2 separate regions of the Mus musculus genome follow, and region 1 is linked to region 2. A link is a loop called in an ENCODE intact Hi-C map of the cell type or tissue named here. Cell type or tissue: left cerebral cortex. All regions are shown on one strand. Links, peaks and the distances in the headings refer to the core of each region. The heading gives the core; the rest is flanking DNA. Region 1 overlaps Oca2 (oculocutaneous albinism II). Region 2 overlaps Gabra5 (gamma-aminobutyric acid (GABA) A receptor, subunit alpha 5).

Region 1 (10,242 bases), core at 973-8,972, 1.0 Mb after region 2:
TAGGTGAAGACAGAAAAGGCCAGCTATGAGTGGTAATCCTCTGGGGCTGAAACTATTAAGTCAGGACCCATGGATAAAGGCAACATTGAAGGGAGGACCATTGGGAGGCAGAATTTTCTTCCCTGTTAAAAGAAGCCATTGAACCATCTAGAGACTGCCATATCCGGGGATCCATCCCATAATCAGCTTCCAAACACTGACACCATTGCACACAAGATTTTGCTGAAAGGACCCAGATAGAGCTCTCTCTTGTGAGACTCTGTCGGCGCCTAGCAAACACAGAAGTGGATGATCACAGTCAGCTATTGAATGGATCACAGGGCCCCCAATGGAGGAGCTAGAGAAATTACCCAAGGAGCTAAAGGGAACTGCAACCCTATAGGTGGAACATTATGAACTAACCAGTACCCCGGAGCTCTTGACTCTAGCTGCATATGTATCAAAAGATGGCCTAGTCGACCATCACTGGAAAGAGAGGCCCATTGGACTTGCAAACTTTATATGCCCCAGTACAGGGGAATGCCAGGGCCAAAAAGTGGGAGTGCGTGGGTAGGGGAGTGGGGGGGGAGGGTATGGGGGACTTTTGGGATAGCATTGGAAATGTAAATGAGGAAAATACCTATTAAAAATATTAAAAAAATAAAAGAATCCATCGAACCACCAAACTAAATGGATAGAGTAAGCTTGCTGTCCAAGGACTGGAAGACACATGATATGAGAAGATACGTGTGGGCTGTTGGGGGTGGGGAGCTGTGGATTGACTAACATGTCCTAATACACCACTGATGTTCTCTGACTCTGACACTCCTGTCCTGAATACCTTCCATGGCCTGGGAGTGTGTTCCCTGAAGTAGGAGAAAGCTGTGCATTTTGCAGCAGGGAGACAGCTGGTTCTGAGCATAAAGTAGAACTGGCCCGGTGAGGAGTGGATTAGAAGCTTGTGCACTGTCTTTCTGGGAATAAGATGCACACCCTCGTTTATTGCCTCACTGAATAACCATTGCCATTTCCTCTCTTCCTCACCTTCTGTTGCACCCTGAGGTCCTCCATGGATCTGCTCACCTCAGCCCTCTCAGACTCCCTGTCTTTGCAGCTTTCTTCTCAGCTGCTCCTCATACCATCAGATGAACTTCCTCTTACCAACGCAGGCTGCCTCCCACAGATTTGTTTCTTGGATTTTTTTTTCCTTCACTTTTTTGTGGCGATCTACTTTTTGGGAAATTCTGAATCTTCAGATGTTTAACTTTGTTTGGAATCATTAGCTTTTCTACCCCTCCCCCCAACCCAATTCAACAATTCTCCACCTGCTGAAGCAGAGGAGCCTCAGGGCCCCATATTTCTTTGTTAAGTACATAAGACAATCACTAAAAGAAGACAACTAACTTAATGTTGTTTCAGAGTCTTGGAAAAGTTGTGGAAAGGTTATCTTTCTTTAGGAAAGTAGGACCAGTGTATTCCTGGGCTTTGTGGCAATTGTCAGAAAGAGAAGCACACATGCACACACACACACACACACACACACACACACACACACACACACACACACACACGCCTGGACCCCCGAGATCTCTCAGACACTGGGCCACCAACCAGGCTCCTTCCTTGTGAGGAGCCGCCCTCACATTTGCCATTATAAGATGGCCCTGACAGCTGTGTTCTAAGTGGTAAACATAATCTGCACACGTGCAGGGGCAGTTTTCCCGCCATGTGTTGCGCGCGCTCAACTGGCCAGGAAGAACGACGCTGCTACAGGATCCTTCTGCACACATTTATTCAGTCCTGTTTCTTCTTTCTTTATATCTCCCTTGTTTATATCTCCCTTGTTTTTATATCTCCCTTGTTTATATCTCCCCTGTTTATATCTCCCTTGTTTATATATCGCGCCCTTGTTTTTATATCGCCCTTGTTTTTATATCTCCCTTGTTTTTATATCTCCCTTGTTTTTATCTCCCCTGTTTATATCTCCCTTGTTTATATATCGCGCCCTTGTTTATATATCGCGCCCTTGTTTTTATATCTCCCCCGACCCTGGGCCTCTCACTCCTTTTATACTCTCTCTCATCCACGCACCGCAGGCCACGCCCCCTCACCAGTCACGAGGCTTCAGCTAATCAGGGCAGCAGGGGCAAATCTCCACCAAATTGGATTCACCTGTATCCTGGTACACCTGCGCAGCACTCAAGAAGGTGCAAGTCATATGACTTAGCTGCAGTCCCTGGCGCCTTTGGGACTGCCGCCACACCCGCTCCCCACACTTCCTAACCCCTCATCAATACTTTGCAAAGATTGTTCCTAATTTTGAGAGTGTGAAATATGTAACTGAAGTCTCCTTGGAGCGCCCCGTGAATTTCAATGTCCCATTAGGCCTCGCTGTAATTACAGATGTGATGGATATTTTCTCCTGGTTGGAAAGCTTTGCATGAAGATGAAGTACTTCCCTTTAATGAGCTTTAATGACCTTTACACCTCATGGCTCTTTATCTTCCTTCCTCCTGTTTTAAGAAATGTTGAGATCTGAATATTTAAGACTATTTTCTACAGTTTCTGTCTACTGGAGAAGAGTACAGCGGTGGTGAGGTGCCTTGGGGGAAGCAACTTCAGACTGGCTGGCCTGGGTGACTGAAAGCCCACTAGGGTGAGCTTTGGGGGGAGGCCTTAGGGAGGCTGTGGTGCTAGTGTGTTAGTCATCAGATCTGTCGTGTTAAGAGAAACAGGACCTACTGAGTGGGCATAGAACTGAGGGAGTCATCACAGCACACAATTCTTCATAAAAAGAAGAGTTTTGTCTGTGTCTTTGGAGGTACGTGTTTTGACAATTTTAAAAGAAGAAAAGTATATTCCGGACTTGGAATGAATAGTAAGTTCACTAAGATAGAAGTCCTGTAGGACTAAATATAACCATTTACTCTAAAATGCAGCTTATCATGGAATAATTTTTTAATAAAACATTTGACACAGCATCAGTCTGAAGGCTTCTCTAGAATGTCTTTCTGGAGACTGTTACAGACAGTACTTGTACACTGTGGCTGGGTGGCTACAAATCATCCCTCCCAGATAATTTTCTACACCAAATTAGAAAAAAATTAAAAGTATACACATAAAATAAATTAATCTTTTTTAAAAAATAAATATTCAAAATTCATAGTTTTGCTGAAAGTATCCTGTTATGTCATGCGGTGAGGAGCACACGAAAGTCATTTGCTGGGAAACCTGGAAGCAACAAAATGGATAACTACCAATTTTGCTTCATAGTCTGTATTCCAGAGATGTGTGTGTGTGTGCCAATGTCATGTACACAAAGACACTAGGAAACACACTCCTGTTGACCTACCACAGCTGAATACAGTGAACCACTAAAGAGTGGGCAAATTACATGCATGCTCACAGGGACTGTCCTTGAGCTGTATGACTAAATTTTAATAAAATAAGGTACAGAGCAGCATACAGAATGGTTCTCATTTTCAGTATTTTGAAACAATATATACACAGAGAGACATGCATATATTGACTGTAAATGATCAATGTTGACTATTTCTCAGAGGAAGTTTTATTTTAAAGGATGATAGGGGGAAATGTAGTTTTTAAAAAACATTAAAGATCCCTGACCCCTCTGCATCTGGTTTGGACAGGTAAGGAATCCCCAGGCCTGCTTACTCTCTTCACACTTCCATTACGCCATGAATATCCAGTCCAGACAGGTGAGAGGCCTGGAAACTCCCATCTCCTGCCTCTCTTCCCACACCTCATGAGTACCAAACGTGGACAGAGTAGAAGTCTCCAGACCCTCTGACCCTGTATGACTTCCTTCATACCACCAGAGCAACCCAGTGTCTTCTGGACATAACTGGGCCACTGCTCACACAGACTAAGAGGAGCTGTGGTCATCTGCATAAGACCTGTACAAAATCAAGCTAGTCAAGTAATTAATTAATCAGCTAATTAATTAATCAAGCTAATTAATTCTAGCCTGAAGCTCAAAAGCCTCCCCCACCCTCCCACCTCTAACAGAAATGCTTTTGATAGCTGATGGCATCTAAGGGAGGGAGAGTTAGTTTTTAAGGGTGTGGCTCCTGGTAGGTCTGCCACACTCCAGCAGATGGCCCCACACACATACATACATGGGCATAGCAAACCAGACTCAGTGGATTATTAAATTAAAAAAAAAAAAGAGGCAGTTGGACAGTGGGATCCAGGAGTGATCTGGGATGGGTTAATGAATATGATCAAAATACATTGTATGAAATTCTCAACGATTAGTAAAAAATATTTATTTTATAAAAATTCTCATATTCTTTACGTGAATTTTGGAGTAAAATCCCAGTGTCTAGAAAGCCAAAATTTAGTATAAGGGAAAAAAAAAAAACAAAACTCCAGAAGATAATGCTATTCTCCAGAAGCTGAGAGAACAAAGGAGAGAAATTATCATGCTAGAGAAATCTCACATGTGGAAATTGGATTCTCAGGTCCTATATTCTTTATTATTTCCGTGAGTCACTAATGGGAAAAAATACAAAGAAAACTATGAAGATGCTGTAAATTTAATTGTAACGTCCAGGTCACAAAACAGTAGAGATCAAGCTATTTTACTGCAAGAAAGAAAGGGTGTTTTGTTTTAAACCGTGGAAAACTGGCATGATATTAAAAATGTAGAAAACTAAATATAGAGACATTTAAGACAGGCACAATCATATCCTTGCTTTAATTAGGGAAAAGTGAATCATCTGTTAAAAATATAGATTTGCATTTCTAAAATGAATTTCCATTCGTGTTTTTGATTTTTTTTTTAAACCGACAGATTTTCTGTAAGGACATTTGATAAAACGGTATATATAGCACAAGGCATTCTCAGGGTAAATCCTATAACTCAACAGAGATTTTGTTGGGCTGGCTTTATAATTTTCTGTTTTTCACGTTTTTCATGCTGCTCTTGTGAGTGGTAGAATAGAAGATGGACCTGAATCTAGGTAAAACAAAGTCCAGGACATTACTTCCTGTCCTGGTGGCACTGCAACACTCCTGTTTTTTGCTCTCCACCATCATCTCAGACATACTCTCTGGGTGATCCTGATTCTCTAACAAACACTCACGGGGAGTGAGTCCTCAGTGCTGATCTTCTCCACTCTAACTGGACCAGGCTGGTCAGATACCAGTGTCTCCTCAGTCGTCCTGGTCTGGACCATGGCAGCTACCTGAGGATAGTGTCACATTCCAGGAGCCTGTCACTTCTATGCTTGGAACCTTACAGAACATTTGTGGAAGAAACAGAAAGGATTCACATAGAAAACCACTTCCCAAACACTCAGCTATTCTCGGTAGATCTCAAAGTGCTCATAAGAACATTTAGATCGATGCTCAGGTGACCCAGACAAGCTCAGGCTGATAAACATCACTGCTGTTCAAAATGAATGTAACATCGCAAAAACAATGTTATAAAAACTATCCATTCACAAGTTTGTGGATGTAAGGACTGAAAGATGTCTTCTCAGAGTTAGATTTCTCTACTGGGTCTGGGGAAATGTTGGACTGTACGCACAGTACCTAGGAGAGGCTGATAGCACTTGACTATGCACATTAGAAAAAGGGCTAGTTCTCTTAGGCATAAGTAAAAGAAAATTCTGGATTCTCCAGCAACCTGAGAGTGTTGGGAGTTTCCTGTGACTAGGCAGTCAGAAAATGGTTGCTCTGGTCTGCTAGCTAAGTTATCCTTAAGATTAGTCACACAGCTGCCAGGGCAGAATACATGAAGCAGCCTAGGGAATCATCAGTTCACCTTAGGAAGGCAGGTCCCAAAAACAAGGGCCAGGGTCTCATGGACAAGAAGCCCCCACTGATATAAAAGTAAACGTGAAGCCAAAGGGCCTGTAACAAAAGTGATGCCATTAGAGTATGTGTTAGATAGATGATTATGGGGAATAAAAGAAAGTCAGGTATGTGTAGAGAGATAAAAATTAAATAAAACAGACATAATAAGTAAATAACAGACAATAAATAAATAAACAAACAAACAATACTATATGTTATCTATAATGCCATATATTACTATATAGAGATAAATATATAGTAATAGGTACTCAGATAATAGTAGTTTGCTTAGATAATAAATTATAGATAGATGATAGGTAGGTAGGTAGATAGATGATTGATAGATAGATAGATAGATAGATAGATAGACAGACAGTAGATAGTAATCAATACAGATGAGAGATGCTGAGCTAGACACAGAAATACAGACATAGCATAGGCTATTAAAAATGTCAACAAAACAGACTGAAACAAAACATGTACAAAAACGCCACACATTAAAAATAACTTATTCCTACTCTGGTGGGAAATGGAAGGTTTTCCCTGGAGGAAGACCAGGTAATAGGAATGAAGCCATTACTTTCCATAACATTCAAGGAAGGCAGATTTTTTTAATTACATTTTTATTAGATATTTTCTTTATTTACATTTCAAATGTTATACCCTTTCCTAGTTTCCCCTCTGAAAATCCCCTACCACCTCCCCCCTCCCCCTGCTCAGCAACCCACTCACTTCTGCTTCCTGGCCCTGGCATTCCCCTATACTGAGGCTTAGAGCCTTCATAGGACCAAGGGCCTCTCCTCTCATTGATGTCCGACTAAGTCATCCTCTGCTACATATGCAGCTAGAGACACACGCTCTGGGGGTACTGGTTAGTTCATATTTTTGTTCCTCCTATGGGGCTGCAAACCCCTTCAGCTCCTTAGGTACTTTCTCTAGTTCCTCCATTGGGGACCCAGTGCTCAGACCAAAGATGGCTGAGAGCATCCACCTCTGTATTTGTCAGACACTGGTAAAGCCTCTCAGGAGACAGCTATATCAGGCTCCTGTCAGCAAGCTCTTGTTGATATCCACAAAAGTCTGGACTTGGTGATTGTATATAGGATGGATCCCCAGGTGGGGCAGTCTCTAGATGGTCATTTCTTCAGTCTCTGCTCCACACTTCGTCTCTGTAACTCTGATCTTTCTTACAAGGGGGAACAAAACACCCATGGAAGGAGTTACAGGAAGACAGATCTTAAAAGCTAGACATGGTGGTAGTACCTGAGGAACCATATGACTGACTTGTAGACTAGGAATTCTAAAATACCTCTTTTGTTCCCGCCCCTGCATCCCTTCAATATATGTAATGAACACATTATTTTCACCCCACCCCCACCCCGGTCTTTTCATAGGAGATATCCTGTTTTGTATTTTGAATGTGCTGCCATGGTAACAACACTCAGTGATGGATACTAAACCCAGAGATAGTTAAGGCCAGTCAAGAGTAAACACCTGTCCTCCTTGGGCCAGACAAAGCCCTTCCAGAGAACACTTTCAGGTCTTCCTTGGAGCTATAGGGACTGTTCCCTGCTATACGTAAGAAGCCCTGCCCCTGGCCTAAGCATGGTTACCAGAGAAGGACAAGGTCAAAACAGGGTTCATACTACTGACAAGGCCTAGCTAGACAGGCCATTCAGAGCTGGCAAATCTTCTGGTCTGCTTACCATCTTCTCAAGCTAATTAGGTTAGAATTTGAATGGCTCACAACCACAAGTCATAACTAACAGTATACCGTATTACATTCCTCCTCCTCCTCTTTCTCTTTATCTTCTTCCTCTCCCTCTCCCTCCTAGAGCACACAAAATTATTCAACTGCCTGCTCTCAAGACCATCTCAAGCCCCACATATCATTGTCTCCATTCTAGGAGTTTTCGATTGCTTCTCTCTTTTGACCCATGCCACAGCTACCCTGGCATCTGGCAGTCTGTCTCCCAGTGCTAAATGTAACACAAAGTCAGACTACTTTTCTCCTCCTAGAGAACTCCTACATTTGAATGCAGCTGTGACTTCTTTACTCCTTGACTTACTGATGTTTGTTTTCAGGAAATCTAGCTCACTTGATACCACATCAACCCCTGCCCATTCTCCACGCCTCTGAGACATCCACCCCCATTCCCGAATGCCCTGGCTTCAGTCCTGTCTCCAGTCCTGTCTCCCCACTGGCAATCTTCAGTCTTCCCATTTTACTGCAAGCAGGAAGAAATGTTCTTTCAGAGGTAAGTCTTGATTTATTTGTTCACTCCTGTTGACGTGCATAACCCTATCACACCTACCTTCCTTCTGCTGTACCCTGTGTGCAGCCCCTTCACCAGAGCTTGGCATTCCACTCCAAAGGCAGGAGCTCACAAAACTCACTTCCTCAGATCATTTTCCTCCTGAGAAACAATGACTTTAGCTTTTACCAATGACAGCCAAGGTCACATCCTCTCAACTGTGCTTACTGTTCCCCTCATGGGCAGCTTCCCAGCTCTGCAGATCCCATCTAAACATTTTGCCCTGTGTGATACTCATACTCTGGCCCAGTTTGTTTAAATGTGTAATCTGAATAGATAAATGTAAATGGACAAGATATTTTTACATGAGTGTTTATGAAATATGACCTGATCAATGTCTGATAGAAATTGGTTATCTATAAATATACCACTTTATAAAGTTAAGGCTATCAACCCATGTGAATATGTATGTCTATAGTCATTTTTTTAAATTGTGTGTCTTATAGAGAAGATGAGTCTTTTTCAGGAAGTTGTCAATTAATAGTTTCTCAAGAAAGGGCAGTTTAAGAGCATTTCTATCAACCATTAGTGGTGAACTACACACCACTGTTTGGATTTTCAGGATATTACTAAATATGCATTGCTTGTAGAGATTGTACAGTGAGTGTCTGGGACTCACTTGCCTCCAACTCCTCCTCCTACCACACTACCAGGATATTTTACTTTTGAGTAATGTTAAGTCTCTTATGTCACTTTAAGATTTTCAAAACCATCTAAAACCATCTCAATTTGCCCAATTGAACACATTCTAGGTACTTCAATATTTGAAATTTCTCTTATTCAATTAATAAAATCATTTAGGCTGTAAGGATCATGTGCATCTTTAGTCTAGTTGTAGGGAATTGTACAATGTAAAGGCAAGGCAAAATTTTACAGTGTACAGCTCCATGGAACATTTTTCAACTATGGTTTGGAGTATAGAGTTATTTATTTATTTATTTATTTATTGCTTAATATAGTGGGGAGGTGCATACCCCATGGTATATATATCAGTGTTAGAGAATAATGTATGGGAGTTGATACACTGTGAGTTCCAGGGACTGAACCGAGGTCATTGGGATTGGCATCAAGCCCCTTTTCCCACTAAGCCATCTCACTGGCCCTGCATATAAAGAACAACTGACAGTGAGCAATGGTCTTCTCAACTACCTTAACTAGCACACCCATCTCAAAAAATAACCTATATAAATTCTAGATCAGGTAGTGTGGGTGAGGTAGTAAGACATTTAGCTAAAACCTCTAGTTCCTCTAGGTAGGGAGTTAGACACTGATAGACTTAAAGGACTGTGTATGTGACTTCCTCTCTCACACTCAGCAACTTGTACAAACAAGATCTGAACTTTGGGAACCTAGTTACTGGTCAGAAGAATGAGATCTGAGTTATCTCTGGTCCTGGCAGGAGACATGACATTCTGAGCTGCATGGGACACCATAAACAAATAACTACCTACACCATACAATATTATATAGCCATAGGCTAATAAAATATAAGGACAAATCATTGTCCTTTCCTATAAGTGTCAGTTTCAACAGGTCTGTCAATCATGGAAACAGGAACAAGCCTTTAGGAAAGGTTGCTTTTGGATAGTTTGGGAATTACAGGCATCCCACCAGGAATGTTGATTGGGACACTCTTTCACCTATCTCCCAAACAACCACAGGCGCCTACTGAGGTTAAGAGTACAACTATAAGAATACCTAAGTATTTCAACAACATTCACACATCATTTTTGTAAGCATCCTGTCCTAAGGGATATCCAGGTAAAGCAATTGTCCTCTATGCCTCATAGAACATGACCATAATGTAGCACAAGTTGCGGGTGTCCATAGTAATAGTCATCTAGGCTTTAGCACCTCCTACCAAAAGGAGAACCTATACTTGAGGTTCTACCTACCACTCTCTTCTGCCTCCCAGCTATACATTAATCTTGTGAGATGCTAGTATATACGAAATGTGGAAGGTTATATGAAGACTTGTATCTATGACAAACTTCCTATGGGAGGATTTCACTCACATTTGATTGTGCTTTGGGAATTCTGTAGCTTGTTTCAGAGCCATCCATTGATGTGATTTGAATGAACATATCCCCTATAGTATAAGGCATTTGAACACATGGTCTACAGT
Region 2 (8,000 bases), core at 1-8,000:
TCTGAATTAGTGTCTATTGCAATATCTTCCTTCTTATCTCTAGTTTGGGGACCTACCTCTCCTCTCCTCTCCTCTCCTCTCCTCTCCTCTCCTCTCCTCTCCTCTCCTCTCCTCTCGTCTCCTCTCCTCTCCTCTTCTCCCCTCTTCCTCCCCTCCCCTCCTCCCCCCTCTCACTAATTTGGCTAAAGGTCTGTCAATCTTGTCAAGGAACTATATCTTTATTTCACTGTATTTTTTTCTCTTAATTCTATTTTACTAATCTCTGGCTTTCATTGTGTTTTACTTTATACTTTTTGGGGGTGTTATTTGTTCTTGGGTTTTACAAGGGTGAATCATTAAGTTATTAATTTGATATATCTGAGAAAATTTTGCTATAACATTTCCTCTTAGGACTATCTTCACTTATTCCTATGGATTTTGATATTTTGTATATTCATTTTCATTCAATTCTACAAAATTTCAAATTTCCATTTTGATTTCTTTCCTAACCCAATGATCCTTCATACTGTCTTGTTTAGTTTCCATGAGTTTATGCCCTTCCTGTAGTTCCTATTGTTGATATTCAAATTTGTTCCATTGTGGTCAGATATGATGAAGGATGTTATATTCGTTTCCTATTTTTACTAAGATTTGTTTTATGTCATAATATGTAATTGACTTCAAAAATATTTTATGGGCTGCTGAAAAGAAATTAGTGTATTTAGAGTTTGGGTGAGATATTCTGTAAATGTTTGTTAGGTCCATTTAATTTATGATGTAATTCAACTCCAGAGAATCTCTGTTTTGTTTTGTTTTGTTTTGTTTTTTTTGTTTTGTTTTGTTTTGTTTTGTTTTTATAGATGTCCTGTGTATTGGTGAGACTGGGGTATTGAAGTCACCCACTATCAGTGTCTTGGAGATACTCTGTGCTTTTAAATTTGTTAGCGTTGCTTGTATGGAATTGGGTTCACCTGTGTTTGGTGAATCTATGTTTAGGATTGGAATACCCTTTTCATTGATTCATTCCTTCAGTGAGTATGAAGTGAGCCGTCTTGGAAGTCTATTTTCCCATGTAAGAATAGCTGCGACTGCTATTTCTTGGTTTCATTTGCTTGGAATACCCTTGTCCAATACTGGGTAAAGTATTAAAAGTGGTGCCTAACATGTATGGTGAGGTAAATTTCTTGGTGGCAACAATAAGATCGATCCTGTTCACTGATGCAGTCTGCTGGTCTGTGTGTCTATTTTTTTTTTATCTAATTGAGACTGTTAATATTAAGAATTACTTTGAATGATGTCTCTTAATTCTTGTCAACTTATCATTTTGTGATGTGTTCTTAGACCTCTTCCATGAACTCTAATTTATGCTTGTGATCTATTTCTCTTTGTCTTCAGACACAAGTAGCCACAAGTTTCTTTACCTATTGCTATCATGAAAGGTTTTCATTTTAACCTTCAATTTTAACAGTTAGTTTTTGCAGAGAAAAATAATTGAGTTAATAATGGTGGTCTTCCAGAACTTGGAATACATCATTTCAGGCCCTTTCGGCTTTGTATTTTTTGTCTATTAATCATTTCATTAGATACTATCATTTTGGAAGTAACAATTTGTGAAGATGATATGATGTCTTTGTTTCTTATGAAGTTTGTCTTCTGTACTGGGACTTGTAATTGTAGAACTAGTTCATTGGTTGAGTTTTTCTTTTAGATTTTTATTAGGAAATGGTAAGTCCTCTTTCTCCTTTCAGTGGTGGGTTTTGTAGGATTAAGTGGGAAAATAAGTCCCAGTAGGGATGATAGATTGTTTCTGTCTGTGGAACTGGTGTTTAGGGTTGGAGTTTCTATTTTGCTTTATTAGGTCTTTGAGGTTTTATTTTCATCTTCATTCTATTATCTTCTGACTGATTTTCCTTATTTCTTAGTGCCTACTACCTTAAGTTCAGCTTATATATTTTAATACTACCTTGGTGTGTATTATAAATAATTTACTTGTGATCTTTCTGGTTTTTATTTTGCTCTACTTTTAAAAATAGCTTTTCACTGTATGTGTGTAAACTAAAGTCCACCTTCCTGGCTCGACCTTTCTACTGCTGGAGTTATAAGTACAGAATCCCATGTTCTCCCTTACACCTGACTTTCATTGTAGGCGTTCATAGCTATAAACTTAGTTTTTACTATTCCCATCAATTTGTCATTAAAAAGTTCTAATAAGTTGAACTTTCAGTTAAATTTATTTCTAGGAAGTTTTTCATTTCCTTCTTCACTTTTTCTATGATTCACATGTCACCAAACAGTGTATTACTAAATCTGTAAGTAGTCATACAGTTTCTGAAAACACACATAGACAGACAGGCAAATGCACAAACATAAAAATATACAAATGTATAAAGATACACAGACACACAAACATACAAATAGACACAAACACAAAACCACACAGAAACACAAATATATGATTCTTGTTTTCTTTGCAAATCTGCTCAATGATTAGTTTCTTCCAGTTATGTGAAGATTTGAGCTTATATTTGATGAAAACAATGTGAAAACAAAGGAATTCTAAGAATGCAACTCTCACATATATATATTTCTTGTTCTGAAAAATAAGTCTAGAATCCTTCTGGGTGTCCTGTGATTCCATAGTCAATGCATCCATTCAGTGTAGCCCATCAGTGCTTTGGGCATTTGAGAAGATGCACAATTGCACTGTTCTTACCTGTTTGTCTGCCTAGACTCACCCCATCTCCAAGGCTATGGATCATCTCAGCTTAATGTGTTGCTCTTGTCTGGCTGCTATCATGGCATTCCCTGCCTATTGAGGATCTTCTTAAACATAGGACTGCAACCTCCTCGAGGTTCTAGGGAATGTCTAGTGGGAAAGAAGGTGGTCAGTGCTGGGTCTCAAGCTCGTCAGGGTTTCAGCTTCAGTCTTTTAGTCCCAGCTTCAGAAGAAAATTCCCTGGCAGACAGTTATGCCTGAATAGAAGGAACCATCTGAGCTGGTCTCTTACTAATTCACAGAACCTTATATGGTTCTCTTTTGCACGAGGTGTTTCAGAAATAAAAACTCATGGTGGAATTTGTGATAGCATTATCTCCATCCATAGAAAAGGTAAGCAGATCATGATGAACTATAGGGACACATTTATCTAGGAAAGCCAACAGCCCACCTGCCTGTTCTATATAAATCCCAAGAAACTTGGGTAGTGCTCTCTAGTTAGACAACAGGGCTGAAAATCACAGCCACTAGATGGTGCCATGAATACATACATGGAGGGGAAAGTAGGCCAGCTTGAGGAGCCAGATGCTGAGTTAGCAGCACTGCAGCAGGTTTCACTGAAGGGCTTTCAGGGGAAATAAGATGCTAGGATTCTGGAGAGCACCTGAGGGAGCCAGCCTTGGTCATCACTGGTTCACTGGTGTGCAACTGGACTGTGCCTGCTTTCTAGGCAGTGGCAACACCAGAGTTCTGTGTCAAGGTCAAAGGTTGCTGAAAAGTCCTAACCTCCCATACTGTAGAAAAACACAAAGAATCCGGCCTCATGAATTTAACAAATTAAGGATGTGGCTAGGCATTTTAGTTGTTAGAAATTGATGAGTATATGTCATGCACAGCGCTATCTGCATTCCATCCATGCCTCCTGAGCCTGAGATGACCTATAAATGTCAGCCAAATGATCGATGGGAGGAGTGGCTGGGAGATTTTGAAATTTACCTGAAAATGACTAAGCATGCCCTTGGTGCTGATGAAGAGGTATGTTGCAGAGTCGGACATGCCTCCTTTCCTGTTCCTTAAAAAAATTCAAATCTCAAGGTTTTTTTTTAATTGGTTTTTCCTAGATGCACTACAGACCAGCCTTCTATAGCATTTATAAAGTAAAGATGGGATTAGATGGCTTGGTGGTTAACAGAGTGTCTTACTCTGGCTGAGAACCAGAGTTGGTTCATAATATCTACAATAGACAGCTGATAATCTCATGTAGCTCCAGCCTTGGAGAATCTGAGGCCATCTTTTAGCCTAGGAGAGTACATACAGGCTAGAACACATACCCATCACTCACCCCTGTGCCCCCCCAACACACACACTTTTAAAAGAGTAAAGTCAAATTATGAATCTTGAGAAACTAAAGAAAACTGAATTCAGTGGTTCTGCTCTCCAGTGTATTTACCACATGTGGTGATTTGAATATGCTTGGCCCTGGGAGTGCCACTATTAGGAAGAATGGCCTTGTTAGAGTAGGCATAGGCTTATTGAATACAATCTGTCACTGTGAAGGTGGGCTTTGAGGTTCTATGCTCAAGCCCCACCCAGTGTGGAATAGAGAGTATCTCTCCTGGTTGCCTTCAGATCAAGATGTATAACTCTTGGCTCCTCCAGCATCATGTCTGCCTGCATGATTCCATGCTCCCACCGTGATATTAATTGACTGAATCTCTGAAACTTTAAGCCAGCCCCAATTAAATGTTGTCCTTATAAACGTTGCTTTGGGACATGGTGTCTCTTCACAGCAACAAGACACTGAATAAGACACCACATTTCAAGCAGCCAGTTGCTAACTGTGAACAGAACTAGGCACTTTAGGCTAATTCATGTCACTCTACCAAGATCTATTGGAAATTCAGGCAGATTTGAGAGTCAAGTCCTGATCATGGCCATACACACATGTCACAGGCAGTAGTCTCAGTGGCTTTGTGCTAGTCATATGAGCATACAAAAAGCCATACATCTGAGATTCAAAGGGAGTTTTAGAGTTTTTAGATCAAGGTGTCGTCTTAGAGTATTTTGAGGAACATTAAAGCTTTGATACTACATTCTGTTAACATGAAGGGGTTTTTCTAAAGCATTTCAAACATGAATATCCGAATGAACTGTGAGTACATTCATAGACATCTAGCAGAAGAATAATACATGGCTAATTTTGATAATTGAAGTTTGATTTCTTTCCACCATAAGCTAAGTTTTTCCACAGTATCCCACACAGTGTTGTTAGTAAGGCCAGTCAATGATCATGGGTTGTTTCCCTCTGATAGTACTCAAAAACATTAAGAAGAACATAGGAGAAGAGGATTGCCCTTTGAATTGGCAGAGGCCAGCAACAGCCTTCTGTGTAAGCTGTCTGATACCAGGTCCAAGAGAAGACATGGCCTTCAATACTTAAGAGAAGGCTAATCATGGTTATCCAGAACTCTGCACCTTTGAGATATGTACAGGCCAGGCTGGTGAGAGAGAGCATCAACACTCACTGGGATTGAAGCAAAGAACCTGCTGTTTTGTGGAGATAGTGTCCTGTGGGATCACCATCCAAAGGGCAGACATTGGGGGTGATGCATCCAGACAAGAGAAGAGGATAGGCTCCAGGGATGTGGGAGAAAGGGACCATGTCTTCTCTTTGAGGAGCTAACAAATTTGGTAAAGAGGTGAAGCGGTCAGTGTATCAGAAGGTGTTAAAATTAATGCTGGCTTCAAAATGTTATCATTCCCAAAGGAAGTACCTGGAAAGGGGGAAAGGGATAAGCAAGGACATATGAAAGCTACCAGGCTTTCACAGCAAATGACAGAAATTCTGCTCTAAATTTTATGTAGGTTGTCTTTGGGACAGCTAAATGAAACTGTCTGGCACAGGGAAAAGTACATCCCAAGTAACATTTGTGTTTGACTTCACAGAGAGTGCACTGTAAGACATTTCCCTAGATACTGACCTACAGAGACTGAGCCCCAGCAATGGGGGAGGGTGGTCATAGGTCCTTTGGGTAGCTACATGTGATAAGTGACAAGTGCTAGCCATTCCAAGCAAGGTTGAGTGAAGACCTGTCTGAGGAGTATGCCTATGTCCACTGTGTGCCATCAGCTCAAAGTACGCAACCTGTTCTACACAGCTCTGAAACCTAAAATGCTCAGAAAACTGGAAGGAAGCCCTTCTGTTAACCTTCTCTGTTCTGTGCTTTGATGGTGCACAATTGAGCTTAGAACACACTGAGGATGGCTAGAATAGGAGATCTTGAGTGTGTGAGTATATGGGTAGATAGGTAAGTATGTATGGGTGTGGGGGTGTGTAGGAGAGTGAGTAGTGTGGTATATAAGCATTTGCTGTATGGAATTTGATATATTTTTGGTAGGAAGTATGGCAGTGTGTAGGCAGGCATGCTGGTGGAGGAGCCAAGAGTTCTACATCTTGATCTGAAGGCAGCAGAAGGAGACTATTCTGCCAGCAGCCAGGACCAGTGTCTGATTCCACTGGGCAGAGCTTAGGCATAGGAGACCTCAAAACCCACTCGCATAGTGACACACTTCCTCTAACAAGGCCACACCTCCTAATATTGCCATTCCCAATGGGCCAAGCATCCAAACACATGAATCTATGGGGACCAAACCTATTCAAATAGCCACGTATGGTATGGCTTACAACTTTGTAAGAGTATGCGACTCTTTGTATGCATACTGTGCACTGGGGGAGTGGACTTTCATCTCCTGAGGCAGATATCCATTTGAGCTGCTTGGTCTATCTGTCAGTTCATGTTAAAAAACATAGTAGTTCCCTGGGCCACTGGTTTATCTGCTTCTCGATCCTGTTGTTGCTGCCTCAGCCCTTTACATCCACCCTTTCCTTGCTCCCTGATACTTGCTCCATCCATTTAGTCACATCACAGTGTTTCACGCTGAGCATGTCTGGGAGCAGCTGCCTGCCCAGCTGTCAGATCACAGTGATGGAGGGGGCATGCTGAGGATGCAGTAATGAGTGAGGGACAGCATGAGTTCATATAGAGACAGCAAGGCTGAAATGAACAATGGCAGGAGGATACAACTACCAGGGTGTTCTCAACATAGGGACCAGCAAGTCTAGAAGTATATACAACCTACGGAATGAATATGCAGTCACATGAATTGTTTACCTGAGAATGTTGCTAAGAAGAGGGACAAGAAGGGATGAGAAATGGGACATAGTATATAGATAGAGTAACTCAGCCTATAAACAGGTGACAATAGGTAGTAAAAATCAATTCAGGGAACCCTGTGTGAAGAGGATTGATTATAAGATACATACAAGGGCTACTCCTAAGCCAGGCATGTCCTAATGACCAACTCTTTTCCCTCAGAATTCTATGGCATAGTATAACTGCAAGCAGTCATGAGGACAGAGGGTAGAGCACAGAAACAGAATGGAGAGCTCCTACTCCAGACAGCCATGTACAGGTTCTCTTAACCTGTGGCCCCACTTAGACTTTTCAAAAGCTCCTTTTACCTAGAGGCACACATACTCTACAACAATGCATGCTATTGGGGAAAATAATCAAAACAAAACCTACTGAGGAGTGATCCATGGGTAATGACATACACTTCGCTCTGAGTCTATGAATGATTTTACCTCCTTATTTGTGGTGTTGTGGATGGAACTTAGGGCTATAGGCATTGCAAGAAAGTGCTTTGTCCTGGAGTCTCTCCAGCTCTTAACACTCGTCTCCTTATAGAGAAGCTAGGGAGTGTTTGGAACATTCACCTCTCCCAACAGACTAGGACTATGGTATCTTTGTCTCATCACTACACAAGTGACATGAGCCCTTGTTCACCATTTTCATTCTTAAGATTCCGATGACATTGGACCATTAGGGAGATGGTGCAGGTGCATCGATAGAGACTCCTAGATACCTTCTATGTAAAGAAATTCCATTCTTCTCTGGTATGCCAACCAGAACACAGTTTTTTTCAGAGCCTCGCCCACTATGCTTCCATTGCCATCTCTCACAGATGCTAACCTAGTCAGCTGTGTCTCCTGCTTAAATCCAGTTTCCCTTCTGTTTACTTGACTCAGATCCTTAGCTCTCATCATCATAGGTTGCTAAAACCCATGTTTTCCTGTGTTCTCTTACCATTGGCACCATTTCTTCCCTTCTCTCTACCTTTCTCGGTGTTGTTTCTAGCCTCTGTCAGTGTGCTCCATGCTTCCCTACAAGGTCCCTGAATCATTTTTTGGGGGTCATTTTGTAGCAAACTGAACTGTGTATTAGCCTTTGCCAAAGCTCCAGAT

The links. Hi-C counts contacts between places; a loop is a spot of excess contacts. Peaks named below come from ENCODE experiments on the same cell type or tissue, not always from the same donor. Only the 100,000 strongest peaks of a DNase experiment are listed, where the experiment ranks them.
Region 1: a loop joins it to region 2, with 4 times the contacts of the local background. A loop is called at or near these places in 2 of 42 quality-filtered maps.

Annotation. Positions count from the first base shown.
Region 1 is chr7:56,454,892-56,465,133 of GRCm38, reverse strand. The region is part of intron 23 of Oca2 (oculocutaneous albinism II); the gene reads right to left. Among named protein-coding and RNA genes, the nearest start is that of Oca2, 220 kb to the right of the region's middle. In left cerebral cortex, for the core only: a CTCF peak has its summit at 4,087 (motif pointing right); DNase peaks (open chromatin) are centred at 4,091, 4,595 and 4,968; H3K27ac peaks cover 186 bases.
Region 2 is chr7:57,469,595-57,477,594 of GRCm38, reverse strand. The region is part of intron 6 of Gabra5 (gamma-aminobutyric acid (GABA) A receptor, subunit alpha 5); the gene reads left to right. Among named protein-coding and RNA genes, the nearest start is that of Gabra5, 36 kb to the left of the region's middle. In left cerebral cortex, for the core only: a CTCF peak has its summit at 3,223 (motif pointing right); DNase peaks (open chromatin) are centred at 3,242, 6,087 and 7,682.